Regions from separate parts of the Homo sapiens genome. Here region 1 is linked to region 2. Evidence: chromatin loops called from intact Hi-C (ENCODE). Cell type or tissue: CD4-positive, alpha-beta T cell. All regions are shown on one strand. Links, peaks and the distances in the headings refer to the core of each region. The heading gives the core; the rest is flanking DNA. Region 1 overlaps CDADC1 (cytidine and dCMP deaminase domain containing 1). Region 2 overlaps LOC105370202 (a long non-coding RNA gene).

What was found. Peaks named below come from ENCODE experiments on the same cell type or tissue, not always from the same donor. Only the 100,000 strongest peaks of a DNase experiment are listed, where the experiment ranks them.
Region 1: a loop joins it to region 2, with 10 times the contacts of the local background. A loop is called at or near these places in 17 of 110 quality-filtered maps.

Annotation. Positions count from the first base shown.
Region 1 is chr13:49,275,952-49,287,118 of GRCh38, forward strand. It overlaps CDADC1 (cytidine and dCMP deaminase domain containing 1), which reads left to right. Exons shown (of 10, transcript NM_030911.4): 7 at 2,399-2,568; 8 at 4,558-4,747; 9 at 10,271-10,331. Among named protein-coding and RNA genes, the nearest start is that of CDADC1, 34 kb to the left of the region's middle. In CD4-positive, alpha-beta T cell, for the core only: a CTCF peak has its summit at 5,324 (motif pointing left); a DNase peak (open chromatin) is centred at 5,320.
Region 2 is chr13:48,592,333-48,601,301 of GRCh38, forward strand. LOC105370202 (a long non-coding RNA gene) reads left to right here. Exons shown (of 3, transcript XR_941958.4): 3 at 6,970-7,228. Among named protein-coding and RNA genes, the nearest start is that of LINC01077, 6.2 kb to the left of the region's middle. In CD4-positive, alpha-beta T cell, for the core only: CTCF peaks have their summits at 3,477 (motif pointing right) and 3,677; a DNase peak (open chromatin) is centred at 3,509.

The sequences.
Region 1 (11,167 bases), core at 3,221-7,220, 690 kb after region 2:
AGAGATGGGGTTTCACCATGTTGTCCAGAATGGTCTCAATCTCTTGACTTCGTGATCCACCTGCCTTGGCCTCCCAAAGTGCTGGGATTACAGGTGTGAACCACTGCAACCAGCTGGAGCCATGTTTTTAAAAGGAAGACAGATAAATTAATTTTAAGAAAATATTTAATCATGTAATCAATAAAAAATTATTGATGAAATATTCTGCATTTAAAAAATATTAAATCTTCAAAATTCTATGTGTATTTTACACCTGCAGCACCTCTCAATCTAGACTAACCACATGTGGCTAGTGGCGACTGTATGGGACAGTGCATTCCAAGAATGTTCTAAGTGGGGAAATGATTTGATCAGATTTGCATTATAAATAGAATGAGGTAGGGCTAGACAGAAAATAAGGAGATTAATAAAAAGAGATGAGGACTTGGAGATGTGGGGATGGGTTAGGAGGCTAGAATCAAGAGATATTTAGTAACTATATAGCTGACTGAAAGGTGAGCCTACATTTTGCCTCAGGGACTTCACAGAAAGTAATCTGACAATTTGCTTTGATGTTTCACAAACTCCTCAAGTTCACTCATCCAGTATCTTCCCTGCTAACCTCCTCCCTCATCAGTGGTCACCATCTTGTCTGTTACTGTACACATACAATCACCTAGCACAATGGATTCCACCTTCAAAATACCTCTTGACTCTACTTACCTGTACCCCAACTGTTAACTCCTACTAGAATACTAGGCTCCTCTGCCAGAAATTCCTCAGCACTCTGTACAACTTGTCTGTGACATTCATCACAGTTAAAGTTATCTGTTCAATTTCTTACCCTCCCCAGACTAGAAGGCTCATGAGGGTAGGGACTCTCTGTCTTGTTTACAGTTGTATTCCAGCACCTAGCATAGGTCTAACTGGTGGTTGGAACTCTCATTTGTGTGTACATGAATGCTCAGCAGACTTTTGGCTTAACATCTGGTTGTTAATGATTTTGTGGAGAATGTCAGTTTCTAGTTATCTCTAGAGTAGGCCAGCAGGCAGCACGGTGAAATGGAAAGACACATGGCTTAGAGTCAAGTAATCTGGGCTTGAATTCTGGCTATGTTACTTACTCATTTTGTGACCCTAGACAATTAATCACTCTTGTCCTCAGTTTCCTTATCTGTAAAACAGTAATATTAATAGTATCACTCTTTAGGTTGTTTCAAGAATTGATCAAATGAAATGATCCATGTAAAACTCAGTATGGCTGGGTGCAGTGGCTCATGCCTGTAATCCAGCACTTTGGGAGGCGGGGGTGGGAGGATTCCTTGAGCCCAGGAGTCCAAGACAATCCTGGGCATCATGGTGAGACCCCGTTGCTACAAAAAAAGAAAAAATTAGCCAGGCATAGTGACATACGCCTGTGGTCCCAGCTACTTGGGAGGCTGAGATGGGAGGATGACTTGAGCCCAGGAAGTCAAACCTGGGTGACAGAGTGAGACCCTGTCTCTAAATAAATAAATAAATAAATAACTCAGCATGATGTTTGACATTTAGTAAATGTTCAAACAGATTTATTAATGAGATAATATTTTGTTTGCAGGCTTTTGTTGGCTCACTATTACATGATTTTTATGAAGCTGCTACAGTAATGAGTCTGTTGATATTATCATGAGTAATTATAATATATTGAAATTTAATGAGTTTTATAGCATATTCCAAAAAACTATTACACACACATTACTAATATTTCATTCTAATAATTGATAAAGCATTCATATTAACTACTATTTCTCTTTAAAAGAGAAATAAGAGCCATTGAAGTAAGAAGTTCTATAATAATATGCATATAATAGAGGCTTAATAAATACTGAAGATGAAAATGCATTTTTTATTTTCCAACTAAATCACAATAGCACATTTTTAGCCCAACAGAAATTTTCTGTTTAAAGTATTTAAAAGTTTTTGACTTGCTAACCAGTAGCATGGCACAGAGCACATAAGAAATTAACAATCACTTGTTGAGTACCTGCTATGTACAGAATACTCGAACATGTTGAAGGGATGGAAAAGAAATATATAACATGGTTTCTGCTCTCCAGGATCTATAATTTATTTGGGAAGTAATATCTGAATCAAGTGAAATAATTTGTTAGTTAAGTAAGATAGTATTTAATTAATTGCAAAAAACAAGGACTTCCTTGAGATTATAGATTAGAGAGGTGGTTGGCCTTCTTGGAATTTAGCTTTGACAAGATCACACTGCAGTAGGAGTATCTGGTATTATATTTTTTGATAGCTCAGTTTACTGTAGAAAATTGAATGAATATTCATTATACAAAGTATGATAGCAAGCTTCAAAAATACATTGCAAAGTGTCTTTTCAGAATGTTGAAACTAACCATTGGTTTGCTCACTCTCGTAGAGAAGTTGTGATGGAACAGGTGCCATGTACTTTGTAGGATGTGGTTACAATGCTTTTCCTGTTGGATCTGAGTATGCTGACTTCCCACACATGGATGACAAGCAGAAAGACAGAGAAATAAGGAAATTCAGATACATCATACATGCGGAACAGAATGCCTTGACATTTAGGTATGAAATCCTTCTTGGTGTACTTTTCTTTAAAATGTAGCAAGGGTTGGTTGAAATTAATTTTCTTATAATTGTAATTTATTTCCTTTTTCAAATTCCAAGAAAGTTTCCTTTCAGAAGTATAACTTTGGTAAAGCTTGGTCCTCACTGCCAGACCTGAAGCTATGACCTGACCTGAGGTCATCGCCTCTTCAGGTCTTCCCAATTTGTTGAGCATGTCTTTTTTTCCCTTGCCTCTCTCCAATATGAAACTGCTTTAAGTTTATCCTTTGGGATCTTGCTCAGCCTCTCATATTTCTGGATGTTAAGGCTCCTTTGTTTTCTAAATCTGGAGCACGCATTTATTAATACAGTTACACGCCACAGAAAGACATTTTGAGCAACGATGGACTACATGCACAACGTGTTCCCATAAGATTATAACAGAGCTGAAAAATTCCTGAGTGAAGTAGCCATTGTAACATCACACGTTACCTTTTTTATGTTCAGATACGCAAATACTTACCATTGTGTTACAATGGCCTGCAGTATTCAGAATAGGGATTTATAATGAACCAAATTGCTTCAAAAGAGCTTTTGTTAGTGATTATACCTGTTAATTTACATCATTTTCACAAACACTTCTCAGCCTTTACCATTAAGGTTAAGGGATTAAAAAACTGTGTAAGACATGACTCCTGTCCTTGGAGAGCTTCTAATGCAATAGGGGATATGAGACGGCATCCACCTCGTGCTGTGGATTCTGTGGGAGGGGCAAATGTAAAGTGCTGCGGACATTCTGGAGCTGCTATGGACAAATGGGAGAGTGCAAGGGAAAGGCTTTAGGGAAGAACTGGCATCTGAACTGAGCTTTAAAGGATTCCTAGACTGGGGCAATTGGAAGGGAAGGGAAGACCATTCTTGCTTCTAGCATAAGCAACGGTCTAGAAGTAGGAAAATCCGTGGTGTGTTTAGGAGCATGAATATTCCAGTTAGGTTGGAATGTGGACACAAGGGAAAGACAGCTCACAAGGACAGGCTGGGACTGGACTCGAGAGGACTTTGAGTTTATGCTCCATTTGGTAGGCAGCGGGGAAATGGAATGGCATTGACAGAGCCATACGCTATAGATTATGTAGGTAGTATTGTTTGAACAGACTAGATGCATAGAATTCTGTTGCCCTAGTCCAGGTGAACGTAAATAACAGTCTCAACAAGGAAGATGGATGTGGAAGGCTGGCGGTGGAGGAATTGAAGATGGCTGGCTGAGAGCTACGTAAGCCTCAGAACCCGGAAGTCAGTCCTTGCAGCCCCAGTTGTTAGTCCTAAACTACCCTCAGCATGCAAAATTTCACCCAAAATTCCCTCTATTCTTTTCCTTGTCCTCTTCATTACAGATTTACTTGCTTCATTTTGTACAGAGGTGTGAATATATCAAATAGAAACTTTTCTTTTTAAAATTATCCTATGATAGGGAAGGGGTAAGGGAACTATAAGTCAAAACAGAACTTAAGTATTTGATTATTCATTTAGTAAACATTTATTGACTATCCACTAGGTACCAGATAGGGCTGTGTCATTTGTCTAACAAGATGAGTTAGTGTCTAATCAGACATGATTAGCTCTTAAGGTATCAGTTTCAAATCTAATTCCAGTATTCTAAACAGGTACTTATTTAGAAAGCATTGGGGGTTTTTTCTCTCTTTCTTTGGTGTCTGTATCTTCCTGATTTCATTTATTTTGTAATCTGAAACTGAACCTCTTACTTAGAATCAATAAATTATTTTTAGTTATAATAATTGTCATGTTCAGGTTGTATCATAACACTTTTGTGGGTTTACATACTTTGAACATTCAGTAATTCAGCAAGTCTAAGGCTTGATGATCATTATTAATAATGTCATAAATCTGTTTTTAAAACAGCTCAATTTTAGTGTTTAAAGATTTTTCTAAAAAATAACTTACCCTTTCAGAAACGACCTTTCTGATATTTTATAATTTTTTTTGTAGGTGTCAAGAAATAAAACCAGAAGAAAGAAGCATGATTTTTGTGACAAAGTGCCCATGTGATGAGTGTGTACCTTTAATTAAAGGTGCAGGCATAAAACAAATCTATGCAGGAGATGTAGATGTTGGAAAAAAGAAGGCAGACATCTCTTACATGAGGTTCGGGGAGCTTGAAGGTGTTAGCAAATTTACGGTAAGTAGATACACATTTTTTTCAGGTGTATTTTGTATTATGTTGTTAGGTACCCTGCTGCAATATTGTAAGTTAGTGATTCCCACCCTTTTAAAGAGTTTCAACAAATTATTATTATTATTATTATTATTATTATTTTATTATTATTATTTGAGACAGAGTCTCTCTCTGTTGCCTAGGCTGGAGTGCCAGTGGCTCGATCTCGGCTCACTGCAGACTCCGCCTCCTGGGTTCAAGTGATTCTCCTGTCTCAGCCCCCCGAGTAGCTGGGATTACAGGCGCCGGCCACCACGCCTGGCTAATTTTTGTATTTTTAGTAGAGACGGGGTTTCGCCATGTTGTCCGGGCTGGTCTCAAACTCCTGAGCTCAGGTGATCCGCCCGCCTCCGTCTCCCAAAGTGCTGGGATTACAGGCGTAAGCCACCGCGCCCGGCCGAGTTTCAACAAATTATTATTATTATTGAGTTTATTTATATGTGCAAACCCTTACCTAACTGCAACTGTTCAGCTAAGGATTCCTGCCTTATGAATTTACATCTCTGTAGAGAATTGAGCCAGTGGATCTTTTGGTGCCATCTGGTGGCTGATAAAAGAAAAATCTCTGACCCATCTCTTCCCTCTCCTTTCTGGCTTAGAGAGGTGGATAGAGGTGAAAATACTTCAGCAGTCCCCACCCTTTTCGGCACCAGTGACCGGTTTTGTGGAAGACAATTTTTCCACAGATGGGGTTATGGTTTTGGGATGAAACTATTCCACCTCAGATCATCAGGCAATAGATTCTCATAAGGAGCACGCAGCCTAGATCCCTCAGGTGTGCAGTTCACAGTAGGGTTCTGCTCCTATGAGAATCTAATTCCACCGCTCATCTGACAGGAGGTGGAGCTCAGGCGGTAATGCTCGCTCGCCTGCACTCACTTGCTGCCGTGCGGCCCAGTTCCTAACAGGCCACGGACCAGTACTGGTTGCTGCCAAAGGTTTGGGATCCCCTGCAATAGTTTAAAGGTCACCCCCACCCCCAAACAAAGGGAGGTGCACACACACAAACACACACATTTCTCATGAGAAAAATCAGGAAAACAAGAATATTTGTTTATTTATTTATATATTTATTTTGAGATGGAGTTTCACTCATTGCCCAGGCTGGAGTGCAATGGCGTGATCTCGGCTCACTGCAAACTCAGCCTCCCGGGTTCCAGCGATTCTCCTGCCTTGCTACCCCCACCCCCCTCCCCCCACCCCCCAGTATCTGGGATTACAGGCGCACGCCACCATGCCCAGCTAATCTTTTGTATTTTTAATAATAGAGACGGGGTTTCACCATGTTGGCCAGGCTGCTCTTGAACTCCTGACCTCAGGTGATACACCGGCCTCGGCCACCCAAAGTGCTGGGATTATAGGCATGAGCCACCACGACTGGCCCGGGAAAAAAAGAATTTCTTATTTGATAGTTCCAAAAATGTACTGAGGTAGTTCATGGAAAACACAAGAACTTTTAAGTCTTTATACCTCTTCACTATTTGGGTTCTGGTTTTTGTGGGTTTTTTTTTTTTTTTTTTTGCTTTTGTTTTTGTTTTGAGACAGGGTCTCACTATCTCACCCAGGCTGGAGTGCAGTGGCGCCATCTTGGCAATCTCTGTCTCCTGGGCTCAAGCGATCTGCCTGCCTCAGCCTCCCAAAGTGCTGGGACAAGCATGAGCCACTGTTCTCAGCCTATTTTGGTTTTCAAAAAGCTTTTTATTTGGAAAAAACCTTAAGCATACAGAAAAGTTATAAAAACACTACAAAGAAATTTTTTCCCAGAAGTTGTTGACATGATACCAGCTCACCCTTTATTTCCTCAAATGAGAAATAACCACATAATTACAACCATAAAAATCAGGAAATTAACATTGATACATTACTGCCACTAATCCACAGATTCCAGTCAAGGTTCATTAGCTGCCCAAGAAATGTCTTATATAGCAGGTTTCCCCAACCCCTGGGTACCAGTTAAGAAGCTTCTTCTGTATTTATGGTCACTCCCCATTGCTCACATTACTGCTTAAGCTCTGCCTCCGGCCAGATCAGCAGCGGCATTAGATTCTCATGTGAGTGTGAACCCTATTGTGAACTGCCCATGCAAGGGATCTAGGTTGTGCACTCCTTATGAGAATCTAAAGCCTGATGATCCCCCATTCCTCACCATCTGGTCTGTGGAAAAACTTCCATGAAACCGGTACCTGGTCCCTGGTGCCACAAAGGTTGGGGACTGCTTTTATATAGCAAAAGGATCCTGTCCAGAATCATACATTGTTTCTATGACATCCAATGATTTAATCCTGGCATTGAATGAGTTAATGTAACATTTAACTACTAGAATTTGCAGTGGGAAGAAAAATGATATAAAAGAACCGTTTATATATTTCAGCTTTACATTCCTGCCATATACATCAGTTTGAGTCCAGGATACCTGGAACATACATATATATGATTAACTTGGACATATAACATATAATTATATATGTATATAATTTTAAATATAGAAACATACTATCCAGTGTCTGTCATGTGTATATGAAGTATCATAAGTTTTTACCATTTGTAATATTGTCATTTTTTTCTAATTGTCTTATTTAAAGTTTATCACATTTTTAAATGAGGGGGTGTTGACATGGCACTGAAAGAAGGCAGAGATGGGAAAGATACCTTTTTTGTAAAACTCAATAAAAGCTTATATCCAACTAGTCAGAGAAATCTCTACTTCCGTGTTTTTGTTTTCTGTCTCTTCATTCCTCCTGAAGAGTGTGAATAAATAGGTTTTTCAAGTTCTCCTCATAAAGATTAAGTGACTTAATCATAAAGATTAAGGACTATGAGTGATGGGTTATGGAGAATTCTGAAATATCTTGCTTACTGGTAGATTTTAATAGCTTTTCAATTGTAAAGAGAATGAAGAGATCAGAAGAACTTAAGAAAGGGCAAGAGAAGCAGAAGGAGGCAGGAAGACTAAGGGGATCTTCAGGGGCAGAGATGGGAAAGGAAGCACCCAGTTGGGCCAGACCCTCCCGGAAATACCCTCACTCAGGCACATGTTCCAAAGGCTGTTGTTCATGGTTGTTCTCTGTTCTACCTCCAGTGAAGATGAGCTGTCCATCTTCTCATCCTTCTCATCTGGCCTGGCTGCAAATATTATGTAGATGGTTAGCTAGATACCTAGTTTTGTAAATGCAAGTAATTAACATGAACTAGAATTTGTTCTAAATCTGAATTTCAGTACCAAGATTATCAAAAATAGTGTGTGTCAATAAATTTGGTATTTGTTTTTAAGATTAAAGCAAATTGAAATTACTTTGAAAGATTTTTTGCTTTCCTTTTTGATAAGTTACCATAGACCTTGAGATAAGTAGTTCTATTCTGTGGTGTTGTCACAAACCAGGCTAGGACTGGGCAACACTGTTTCCAAGAATAGATTTTATCAATCTATATCCATGTCCACATACTCAGTTCTTTGTTTTCTCTTTAATATGTGTGGATTTTTCTCTATTAGGTTATATTACTTATTTTTATTATGAAAGTAGTATATGCTCATTGTAGAAGACTAGGAAAATAAAAAAGAACGTGTATTATCTCACAACTCATAGATACCACAATTAACATGTTGCTGTATTTTCTGCCACTAAAAGTTCTTTAAAAAATATTTTAAATAATTTAACACAATATTCCAACCCATAGGCCTAACTTATTTAACCATTCCCATGTTGTTGGACACCTGGATTGTTTCTAAGTTTTTACAGTTATAAGAAGCCTTTTTATGAATGTCCTTAAACATAAATTCAGGATTACTTGTTTTTACTTTGTCTGCCCAAATTAATAGGTTTTAGTGGTTTGACGTCTTTCAAAAAATGCCTAATTTTAAACATTTTTTTGGTAATTTCTCATGTAGCTTCCTACCCTTTCTAAGTCTTCTCTCTTTCTTGGTGCTAGCCTAAACCATCCCATTCGTTTAAATAACCAACCATTTCTAGATGTCCTCCCTTTCCAGGGACTTTTAATACATGGTAAAATGTTTGTCCTGTATCTCATCCCCCCTCAAGGCTCGTGATGTTAACTAGTTAATCTGATGAGTGAACTGATGCTTATGGAAGAGGCTCCCGGGTAATCCATATTTGTGTCCTGAGATGGTGCCCTAGCAGGGCCTTTTGGTTAAGTCATTAGTGATTCTGATAGAGATTCTATCCAGCTGAGAAAAGAAGGGCTGTGCTATAAGATACCGATTACTCTCCATTTTTATTTTCTCCTGCCCCAATATTCTATGTAATATCTGTGAATCTTCAGGCTTCCCTATTTATTCCTGAATGGTTGAGATGAAATACAGTAATCAGAGGAGATATATGATATGATATAAAATGATATGATGCAGGTAATAGTTTATGATATAACAACATTAAAAGGCAAGGTAATCTTGGTCATATTTTCTTTTTCTTTTCTTTTTTTTTTCTTTTTTCTTTTTTTTTTTTGTGAGACAGAGTCTTGCTCTGTCTTCCAGGCTGGAGTGCAGTGGTGCAATCTCGGCTCACTGCAAGCTCCACCTCCCGGGTTCTCGCCATTCTCCTGCCTCAGCCTCTCGAGTAGCTGGGACTACAGGCACCGGCCACCACGCCCAGCTAATTTTTTGTATTTTTAGTAGAGACGGGGTTTCACCTTGTTAGCCAGGATGGTCTCTATCTGACCTCGTGATCCACCCACCTCAGCCTCCCAAAGTGCTGGGATTACAGGCGTGAGCCACTGTGCATGGCCTATCTTGGTCATATTTTCATTCTTTAATACCTAGGCCTTTTCTAGCTATTATAAGATTCTCTAGGACCTGGAGATAGAATACAATGCGATGTTAATTCCATAGTACTGGGCATGGGTTCTAATTCTATTGCCTCCTGTAGTTAGGGTGTAACCTGAGACAAGTCACTCCAATCCTCTGGTCTTCCACTTACTTCCAATTAAAATGAATGTAAAGAATCTTCAACTTCTCTAAGAGTATTGATTCGGATCCCAGAAGTTATATCATTCAGGATCACTCAGTGTGGCGTTATTAGGGCTTTGTTAATTTGAACATGCTAACTTCTTTTTCTTCTATTTTTTTAATTTTTTTTTTTTTTCAAGATGGAGGCTTGCTCTGTCACCCAGGCTGAAGTGCAGTGGCACCATCTCAGCTCACTGCAACCTCCACCTCCCAGGTTCAAGCAATTCTCTTACCTCAGCCTCCCAAGTAGCTAGGACTACAGGCGCGTGCCACCACGCCCAGCTAATTTTTGTATTTTTATTAAAGACGGAGTTTCACCATGTTGGCCAGGTTGGTCTCAAACTCCTTAACTCAGGTAATCCACCTACCTTGGCCTCCCAAAGTGCTGGGATTACAGGTGTGACCCACTATGCCCAGCCATTTTTCTTCCATTTTTAAGAAGTTGTTTTGATATTTAAAATCAATGTGCTGGAATGCTATGTATTAAATCCTCTTTAAACAAGTAAAATGTTTGTGCACTCTTACAGTGGCAGCTGAATCCATCAGGAGCTTATGGTCTTGAACAAAATGAGCCTGAAAGGAGAGAAAGTAAGTATTTATGTATTGAGGTGAACTTTGTTGCTGAGGAGAAAGGATATACAGTGAATTTTAATGATCAGGTGATGAAAATTGTGTTAATAGATGGAGCATATTATTTTTGAAGGTTAGATTTTTGCCATTCAATTTGTTCATAAATATTTGTGGGTCTACCATATGCTAGGTGCTATGGAAAGTGCCGATTAATAATTACTCCTATAGAATCTACAGGTTAATACAAATAATTATGCACAAATTGACTTTATAAATTAAATGCATATGAAACAGTAAACAGCAATGCTCTTCTATAACAAAACAAAAGCTTATTGGGGAGTGAGAAAGGAAAAATATGTATAATTAGTACAGATGGATTGGGACCAAATGATGAGGATATATACATTCTTCTAGAGTAAACCCACATTTGCCCAGATTGGAAATGTTCTGGTAACTTGAATAATCTGATTAACTAAGAATCATCACAGCTACCATAATGAATTACTAGTCTTTAAAGCTTTATTATTCGTATACTACTACAGATATTTTGAATGTAATATAATCTTTGAGAAGTCTTACAATTCTTTAGGCACATAATTTTAGATATGAGTGCTATATAATATTATTCTAAAATAGTAACTATAGGCCAGGTGTGGTCACTCACGCCTATAATCCCAGCACTTTGGGAGGCCAAGGCAGGGGGATCACTTGAAATCAGGAGTTCGAGATCAGCTTGGCCAACATGGTGAAACCTCGTCTCCACTAAAAATACAAAAAATAGCCAGGTATCATGGCACATGCCTGTAATCCCAGCTACTTGGGAGTTTGAGGCAGGAGAATCACTTGAATCCAGG
Region 2 (8,969 bases), core at 1,640-5,639:
AAGATGGCTATGCAGGACCATTTCAAAATATGGCAAAGAAACATATTTTGGAGTAAAATATTTTGATTTCCTTCTTTATCTGTCATGTGATGTTATACTAGAGTCAGGTTGGAATTTGATGTCTTATTGCTACAAGGTAGCAATAAGATCTCTCTTTTAATGTTAATGCGGGTCAATTGTGCCTGAATTCCAGAAAGGAATTCCAGAAAGGAGAAAGTATAAGGAGACACATCTGACACCCTGTCTTCCCCTCATAGCCTAAACTAGTTTTTCTGGTTTTCTTTCGGTCCCCCTGAATCCAGAGGGGTCCATTCAGTCTGTTGGGGAGCTTAGAATTTTATTTTTGGTTTACAGGGGCCATAGCATTTAAACTTCATTACTGTGTAAAGTTAAAGGACCAAGTGAAAAATAAGCTGCACTTTTTTCCACCTATTATCTCATTTAATCGTCCTGGGGTGACCACAGTGGGCAAGTATTACAATTTCCTCAGTTTTTTGCATAAAGAATCTGAGGCTCAGAAAGCTGAATAAGGAACTTAGGTCCTTTAATTCTAGCTTCTCTGCCCTTATCATTTCCCCCTTGGGGTTTTCCTGTGGCTGTAATTTAATTTCTTTTATGCAGTAGCTGAAAATAATTTATTTTTTATAATGCTTTTTTTGGTGGTAAAAGCAATCCATGCTCTTTGTTTAACAGAAATAGTACAGTTGACCCTTGAACAACACAGAGGTTAGGGGCACTAACCGCCACCCCCCCCTCACCATGCAGTTGAAAATCCATGTATCATTTTTGACTCCCCCAAAACTTAACTACTAATAGGCTACTGCTGACCAGAGTCCTTACTAATAACATAAACAGTTGATTAATGCATATATAGGGTGTTATATGCATTATAAACTGTAAGCTAGAGAAGAGAAAATGGTGTTAAGAAAATCATGAGGAAGAGAAAGTATATTCACTCTTCATTAAGTGAAGCTGGATCTTCATCTTTTTCTTCACGTTGAACAGGCTGAGGAAGAGGAGGGGGAGAAGGAGGGATTGGTCTTGCTGTCTCAAGGGTGGCAAAAGTGGAAGAGGTGGAGGAGGTGGAAGGAGAGGCAGGAGAGGCAGCACACTCAGTGTAACTTTTATTGAAAAAACCTGCATAAAAGTGCAATTCAAACCATGTTATTCAAGGGCCAGCCGTACAAACCTCCAGAAGAATATAAAGTGAAGAATGCCTGCACCTCCTTCTCCATCCTATTCCCCTAAGGTAATTACTCCAGGGACAGTTTGGGTCCCACCCCAATATTCATTGCATATGTTAATGTCCTGGTGAATTCTATCTTTTATCGAATTTCTGCATCAGGTCTGCCTGTTCTTCCCTCGATGGTTTCCTCACAGCCTCCCACAGTGTGTCGTAAGGAACCCAAAGGGTGTGATTGCTAGTGTCATGCTTGCTTGGTGTGTGTCCACTGCCTGGGGCCTGGCACTCTGCCTCAACCCACCTGAGGGCAGGCGTGCAACCCAGCCCTTCATGGATTGTTTTACTTTTCTTATTTACTTCAGGAAACATCTCTGTTCCTCTTGAGCATATTTTCTCTCTTTAATTATGGAGTGTTTTTGCCTGGGGAGTGGGTACAGAGGTGAGATAGGAAAAGTGGAAAGGAAGATCATCTTGTCGGGATAAGTGAATGAAGTCCTCCTGCAGAAAGATTTTCCGCAGGTGGTAGGTCGCGAGCTTCAGGGGGCCTGTTGTGAGATTTTGCCGCAGCCTGAATCATTATTTCAAACAAGGTGCAGCAGGGTTTAGCTTTCTGCTTTCCCTGAAGGATTTGTCAGGGTAGCTTAGTGTTTTGATTAATTAACTTAAAGCTGGGATTCTATATAAATGCAAATTGTCACCTTCCCCCACCCATTCAGTCCCTTTCAGGCACAGAAATGAGTAAGAGCTGGGGAAAATGAGGTGGAGTTGAAATTGCCAGCTGTCTGTGGCCTCATTTGAATTTTCAGGGGAAAGGGGACCCTGACTGTGCAAATGCAATACTCACAGTACAGCATTTGCAAAATGGACCAGCTGGAGCAGAGGCTTAGCCTTTGCCACCCAGGTCAGCAGCACAACACTAACAGGACAGGAACACAGGGATGCCACTAAGGAATATTTCAGATTTGAACATGCGATGGACTAAATGTGTCCCCCCAAAATTCATATGTTTAAATCCTAACCCCCAAGGTGATGGTATTTGGAGGTAGGGCCTTTGGGAGGTGATTAGGTGATGAGGGTGGAGTCCTCACAGATGGGATTAGCACCCTTATAAAAGAGACTCCAGAGAGCTCCCTCCCCGCTTCCTCCATGTGAGGGCACAGTGAGAAAACAGTCGTCTACGAACCGGGAAATGGTCTCTCAGCAGACACTGAATCAGCTGGCACCCTGATCTTAGACTTCCCAGCTCCAGAACCGTGGGAAATAAACTTCTGTTGTTTATAAACAAGCCAGTTTATGATATTTTTGTAATGAACTAAACAGAATGCACAGCCTGAAAGAACTAAAACAGAAGGGGGAAAATGTCACAAAAAGTCTGATCTTTGTAGAGGCAAAGGAAAGCACATTTATGGAATTGTTAAAGTGTCAGGCCTCTGAGCCCAAGCTAAGCCATCACATCCCCTGTGACCTGCACGTATATGCCCGGATGGCCTGAAGTAACTGAAGAATCACAAAAGAAGTGAAAATGGCCTGTTCCTGACTTAACTGATGACATTCCACCGCAAAAGAAATGAAAATGGCCGGTCCTTGCCTTAACTGATGACATTACCTTGTGAAATTCCTTCTCCTGGCTCATCCTGGCTCAAAAAGCTCCCTCACTGAGCACCTTGTGACCCCCACTCCTGCCCGCCAGAGAACAACCCTTCTTTGACTGTAATTTTCCTTTACCTACCCAAATCTTATAAAACGGCCCCACCCTTATCTCCCCTTCGCTGACTCTCTTTTCAGACTCAGACCGCCTGCACCCAGGTGAAATAAACAGCCTTGTTTCTCACACAAAGCCTGTTTGGTGGTCTCTTCACACGGATGCGAGTGAAAAAAAGCACATTAGATTTTGACTTCAAATTTATTAGTCACTGATGTTTAATTTCCATGCAAGGCAGAGTGTGGGTGTGGAAGGGAGGACTCGGAGGGTGACAGGGAGCAGGTGTACCACCCACCCCACACCCTACGGCCTCACCTCCTTGACAGGCAGGGAAGAGCCAGACTGAGTGGTTACACATTCCTGGGCTGCCATGAATGGCGTGGGTGAACTGAGACATGAAACCTAACCTCTGGGGCCACTGGATATCTGTGGACGTGAGAGTCACCTCACAGGAAAGCTGTGGACATTTGACAAGATGTTTTTGCAAGTTGCACCTGACAACTCCCTAACAAATACCAGCTGATGTAAGGATGACTTTGCCCCAGTAGGGTTTTATTATTTCTTTGCTTTTGATACTTTTCTACCAGGACCTGCAGAGGGTGGCAGAGTGCTTTGCTGATCTGTCCCTTCTTCCTGCCTCAGGTTCTCAGGGCCAATTTCCCCATTAGGTGGAGCAGGCACTGTGCCTAGAGCCCATGAGACTTTTAGGGACCCATGAAAGTGTTTTAATTACTTTCAAAATCAGAAGAAAAAATAGAATATTAATGAATACCTAATAATGAATCTAGACTATGTCAATTTTTAAACCAATACAGTTGTTTCAAATACAATTTTTAATTTTTTTTTTTTTAATGAAGAGGGAGCCACGGAGGCAAAAGTGCTGTCAGCCCAAGAATGTGATAATGCCACCCTGTAGGTTCTGGAACTCACCTCAGAGAGTGAGTTGGCAGCATGGGTTGCTGCTTGCTGTTGTTTGCTCAGGTAATGGAACAGGTGGAGCCTGAAAGGAGATTTGTGTAGTGAGTATGGTAAGCCATGCTGACTTCAGTGTGGGAGTGAAGAGGACCACGTCAGAGCATTTTTCAGAGAGCTGAAGGTTGCATCTTAAATCTAAAGTGGTTGCTTGTCGACACTAGCTATTTTTGATGAAAATTTCCTTATCATGCATTGCATACCCTAGCCTTCTTTGTTCATTTTTAACTTTTATCAAGAAAAGGTATGGATATATGTGTATACAAACATATACACATATATGTAAGCACAAATACACACGTATGTGTGTGTATACACTTGTGTGTGTGTTAGAAGCATTCGAACCAGAGTAACTCCATCTTGAATAGGAGTGGGTAAAATAAGGCTGAGATCTATTGGGCTGAATTCCCAGGAGGTTAGGCATTCTAAGTCACAGGATGAGGTAGGAGGTCGGCACAAGATACAGGTCATAAAGACCTAGCTGATAAAACAGGTTGCAGTAAAGAAGCCGGCCAAAACCCACCAAAACCAAGATGGTGATGAGAGTGACCCCTGGTCGTCCTCACTGCTAACCTCCCACCAGTGCCATGACAGTTACTAATGCCATGGCAACATCAGGCAGTTACCCTATATAGTCTAAAAAGAGGAGGCATGAATAATCCACCCCTTGTTTAACATGTCATCAGGAAATAACCATAAAAATGGGCAACCAGTAGCTGTCAGGGCTGCTCTGCCTACGGAGTAGCCTTTCCTTATTTCTTTATTTTCTTAATACACTTGCTTTCACTTTACTCTGTGGACTTGCCCCAAATTCTTTCTTGCTCAGGATCCAAGAACCCTCTATTGGGGTCTGGATCTGGATGCCTTTCCGTTAACATGTATATATATATTTGCCATATATATGTCAAATAGTAGTAAAAGACTTAAGACAAATGATGGGATTCAGGACATGTCCTGAATTCTCCTATGACTTTAGGAGACCAGAAACATGCCACCCCCAAATATGCCTCTTTAGCATGAGGATTATTTTGAGCTGATTATTTTGAGAAACTGCAGCAGAGGAGAATCTCTGAAAACAACAGTAGAAGTTACCCTTTTGTAAGGAAAGTTTATGTCTATAAAGGAGATCTCCATACATAAGGGTGTCTTCCTGTCTGCAACAGGAAGAGAAGAATGACTCTAAATCACTAGAAACTCTTATCAATGAAAAAGGCATGGATTTAAATCTGCATCGCAAACCTCACCCTGGTTTCAGGTGCTTTCCTGGCTGTCTCCTCGTAACTGGCCTTCTCCATACCCTTCCCTCTCTGTTTTAGCAAAGGATGGTTTTTAAGCTTGAAGTCAAAGCTACCTATTTGAGATCTGCTCTCAAGAATTATTCATTCCCTGGCTATCTCCCTTGTATACATGAGATATACATATTAATAAACTTGTTTTTTTTCTCTTATTAATTTCGGTACAGGGGTCTGTCCTAACAAAAAACTCAGAAAAGGTAGAGAAAAAATTATTTTCTCCTCCCCTACACACAAATAATGGTGGTTTCTTGCTTCACATTTCTGTCTTTCTGTCTCCTTATTCCTGTTCCTTGAAGGCAACCTCTTTTAACCTTCTAAACCCTTTCTATTTTTTTCTGGTATTTAACTCCATATTTCTAAGGAATATACACATATTGCTATTTCCCAACTTGTCAGTTCCAGACAGTAGCTATTGTTGTTCTATTATGGCAGATGAAGATTTAGCTGTCTTAACATTCTCCACCTTATTTCTCCTCCCTCCCCCAGCTACTAATATAGTTATATCACAATTTTTAAATTAAATTTGTATTTGTAACCACCCCATGAGTTCTTCTTGCCCACTACCCAGTTAGAGCCAATTTATTATGACAGGGGAATTGCAATAGGAAAAGTGTGTAGAGTGTTAATAAACTCTAAGGCATTATGCACATGTTAATTGGAATTTGCAGTGAATGGGTAGACCTGAGAGCTAGTGGCTCAGGAGGGCCCCACATTTTGGAGATGGAGTGCAAGGATAAAGGATACAGACAGCAAACAGGGAAATACTAGGTAGAAGAGGGTGGCTCCCTGGCAAAAGCCCCACCCTCAATCTTGGAAACCTTCAGTCCTACGTGGGAACAGGTATTCCTGTTTTCACACCCAAAAGTTGCCTTTTGGCCCACCACACCCACCTATCCTGTACCCTTATAAACCCTAACCCCAGGCTCCACAAGCAGACAAACAGAAGAGCAGAGAAGGAGAGAAGAGAAGGAGCTTCTTAATGTCAAGAGGAGCTAGGCTGGGGACAGTAGGAGAGGAGATTGGCCACTGCATGGCCAAACTCCAGGTGACGATCATCTTCCCATTCCATCCCCCTTCCAGCTCCCCATCCATCCCACTGAGAGCCACCTCCACCACTCAGTAAAACTCCCACGTTTGCCATCCTTTAAGTCCAGGCGTGACCTTATTTTTCCTGGACACTGGACAAGAGCTCGGAATACAGAAAACTGTCACACTGGCCCTCTGCCCTTGCAAAAAGGCAGAGGGTCCACTGAGCTGTTTAACACTTAAGCCATCCATGGACAGCAAGGGTGAAAGAGCGCACTGTAACACATGCCCACTTGGGCTTCGGGAGTCACAGGCACCCACCCCTAGATGCAACCATGGGGCCGGAGGCCAAAAGTGCTTGCCCCAGCTCCTACACCTGCCTGTCTGCATGTTCCTGCTCCCATAAGGGGTTTGAGAGCAAGATGGCCAAATGGATGAGCCACACCCATCACACGTCCTGCAAGGGGGGTCAGGGAACTCCCCCGTTTCATTTGTACTTCCAATTGCCTGCTCTTTCCACAACTCCCTCTGAATGTTTGTGTTGGGAATCAGAACATGAGAACCTCAAGTATAGCACTTTGGTATGCTGAATACTTTGCACTGAGGGAGATTGGAAGGGCCTCAGAAGCAAGATGTTCTTTCTGAGCTTCTCCCACTCTCCTTTCTCTTTCTTTCATTTCTTTCCCACAGCAGGTCATAGAAACTAGAACCCCTCTTTCCCAAAGCAAACCATAAACCTAAAAATGTCAGTCTCTGACCTTTCTTCTCCCCTTAAAACTCTCATTTGACAGGTGATCCTGCCTTATCCTGGAGAAAGAAATGTTATGCAAGAGGCCAAGAAGAAGCTAAACAAACAAGCCATGATGGATTCCCATCTCAGCTTATTACCATTGGGACATGTCCTTTTTGTCCAATCACATTTCTACATGGCAGTACAGTCTTCATCAAACCTAAGCATTAAAAAAAAAGTTTTCTCTGGGTCTTTGGGTCTTTTGTTTCGGAAGGCTCCTGTATTACATAAAACTTTGTTAAATAAATTTGTTATACTTTTTTCTTGTGAATCTGTCTTTCATCATAGGGGTGTTAGCTGGGGACCTTGCAATGAGTGAGGACAGGCATTACCGTTTCACCCCTACACTTGCTACAGACTATGGTTAGGCTACCAGGACACTCAGTTGCCCTTTGTGGAGGAAGCAAGGATGAATCAACATGTGTAGAATAGGACTCCCTCCAAGAAGTACAGATGTGCAGCTGGCAAGTCTTCAGCTCACCCCTTTCAAGCAGGGTGACCAGGATGCCAAGGTGTAGTCATGGGGAGGAGTGATCAGAAGGTAAGTACAACTGAGAAAATTACAACTGGCTAGCACTTTGTCTCAAGAAAGAATGTGCCAACCAGCAGATCTCCAGAGTGAAAGGGAGGTCAAAGAGCAAAATGTCAGTGTTTTCAATACCACCCAATGAAGAAGATGCCAGTCAGGAGTCGGGGGCATGGCCTTAACATCTGCTTGGCAGCTGCATTCTCTTAACAGAGTTGGTTGTATCACTTCATATAAGCTTTTCAATAGCAACAGGGCAATAAAACAAAATTTATTTGTCCTAACTTTGTGCTGATTAAAGAACTCTTCAAGTATTCATTCTTTCAACAAACACCCATTGAGAACCTAGTATGTGGCAGGCACTCTTTTAGGAGCCTGGGATATAGCAGTGAACAAGACAGGCAACGCCTGCCCTCATGGAGCCTATCTTCTACGAAAAAATAACTCTCTGTGTGATTATTCACTGTGCTAGGGGTTGGAGTGACATAATAAGGGCCCTATATGGACTCACAGTTAAAGGAGGTGGCTTCCCAAATTATATTATTTTTCCTTAGGGAGAGAATGGTTGAATTAGCCAGTTCAAATACTCAGTCCCTTTGGCATATTGTGAATTAATTAATAGCATGCTGGTATTTTGTGAATTTAGTTAGCTTGAGGCAGTTTCCAACACTCAACTATGAATGCACTGTAAAGATTGGGTTTCTAGACCCAAACAACTAGACTAGACCCTGGAAAGTGCTGACATCATGAAATTAATTTTCCTGAGACACACTACACCTGCATATCCTTCCAGAACTTCTCTATTGCATCCTTCTCTCTTTCTAACCTCAACAGAGATGTCATCAACAATCATACTACCTCTTGCAAAGTATTTGTGGGAATAGACAAGAGCGAGCCATTCACAAACTCATTCCTGAACTATTTCTTGAGACCTATTAAGGTGCCAGACACCATGTTCATGAGAATGCAGCAGCTGTCTCCCCACAGGAGCTCATAGTCTTCAGATGGGGGGTGGGGGTGGTAGAAAGCTCTGTTGTGGGATGGAGTTGAATTTCAGTCCTGGATGTGCTACTTAATGACATCATCTGTAATCAAGAAACGAGCCTAGCTGAACTCTTGGCTTCCTGGTTTAATATTTCTGTGTCAGGAAGGTATGTGGTGGGCCTCTTGGAAGAGTGACAAAGAGGGAAAACAATACATAGTTTAGCAGAGAAGGGGAGAGGAGGAAGGATGATGTGTGGTTTTGCTTTTTCTGTATTTTTCCACCAGCAGAAACCTTAATATTTTCCAGCAGCACAGGCGAGTCACTGTGCAGGGAATTCGCCACAGAGCACTGCCCCCTTTGCCAGCAACACTGAGCTCACGGAATGGCAGATAAACCTAGATAAGCTGAGCCAGTCTTTCAAGCCCAGGCAGCACTTCTCCAAGGAGCATCATGAGCTCAGCTGGAGGTCCCTGGGTAGAAATAACCTGGA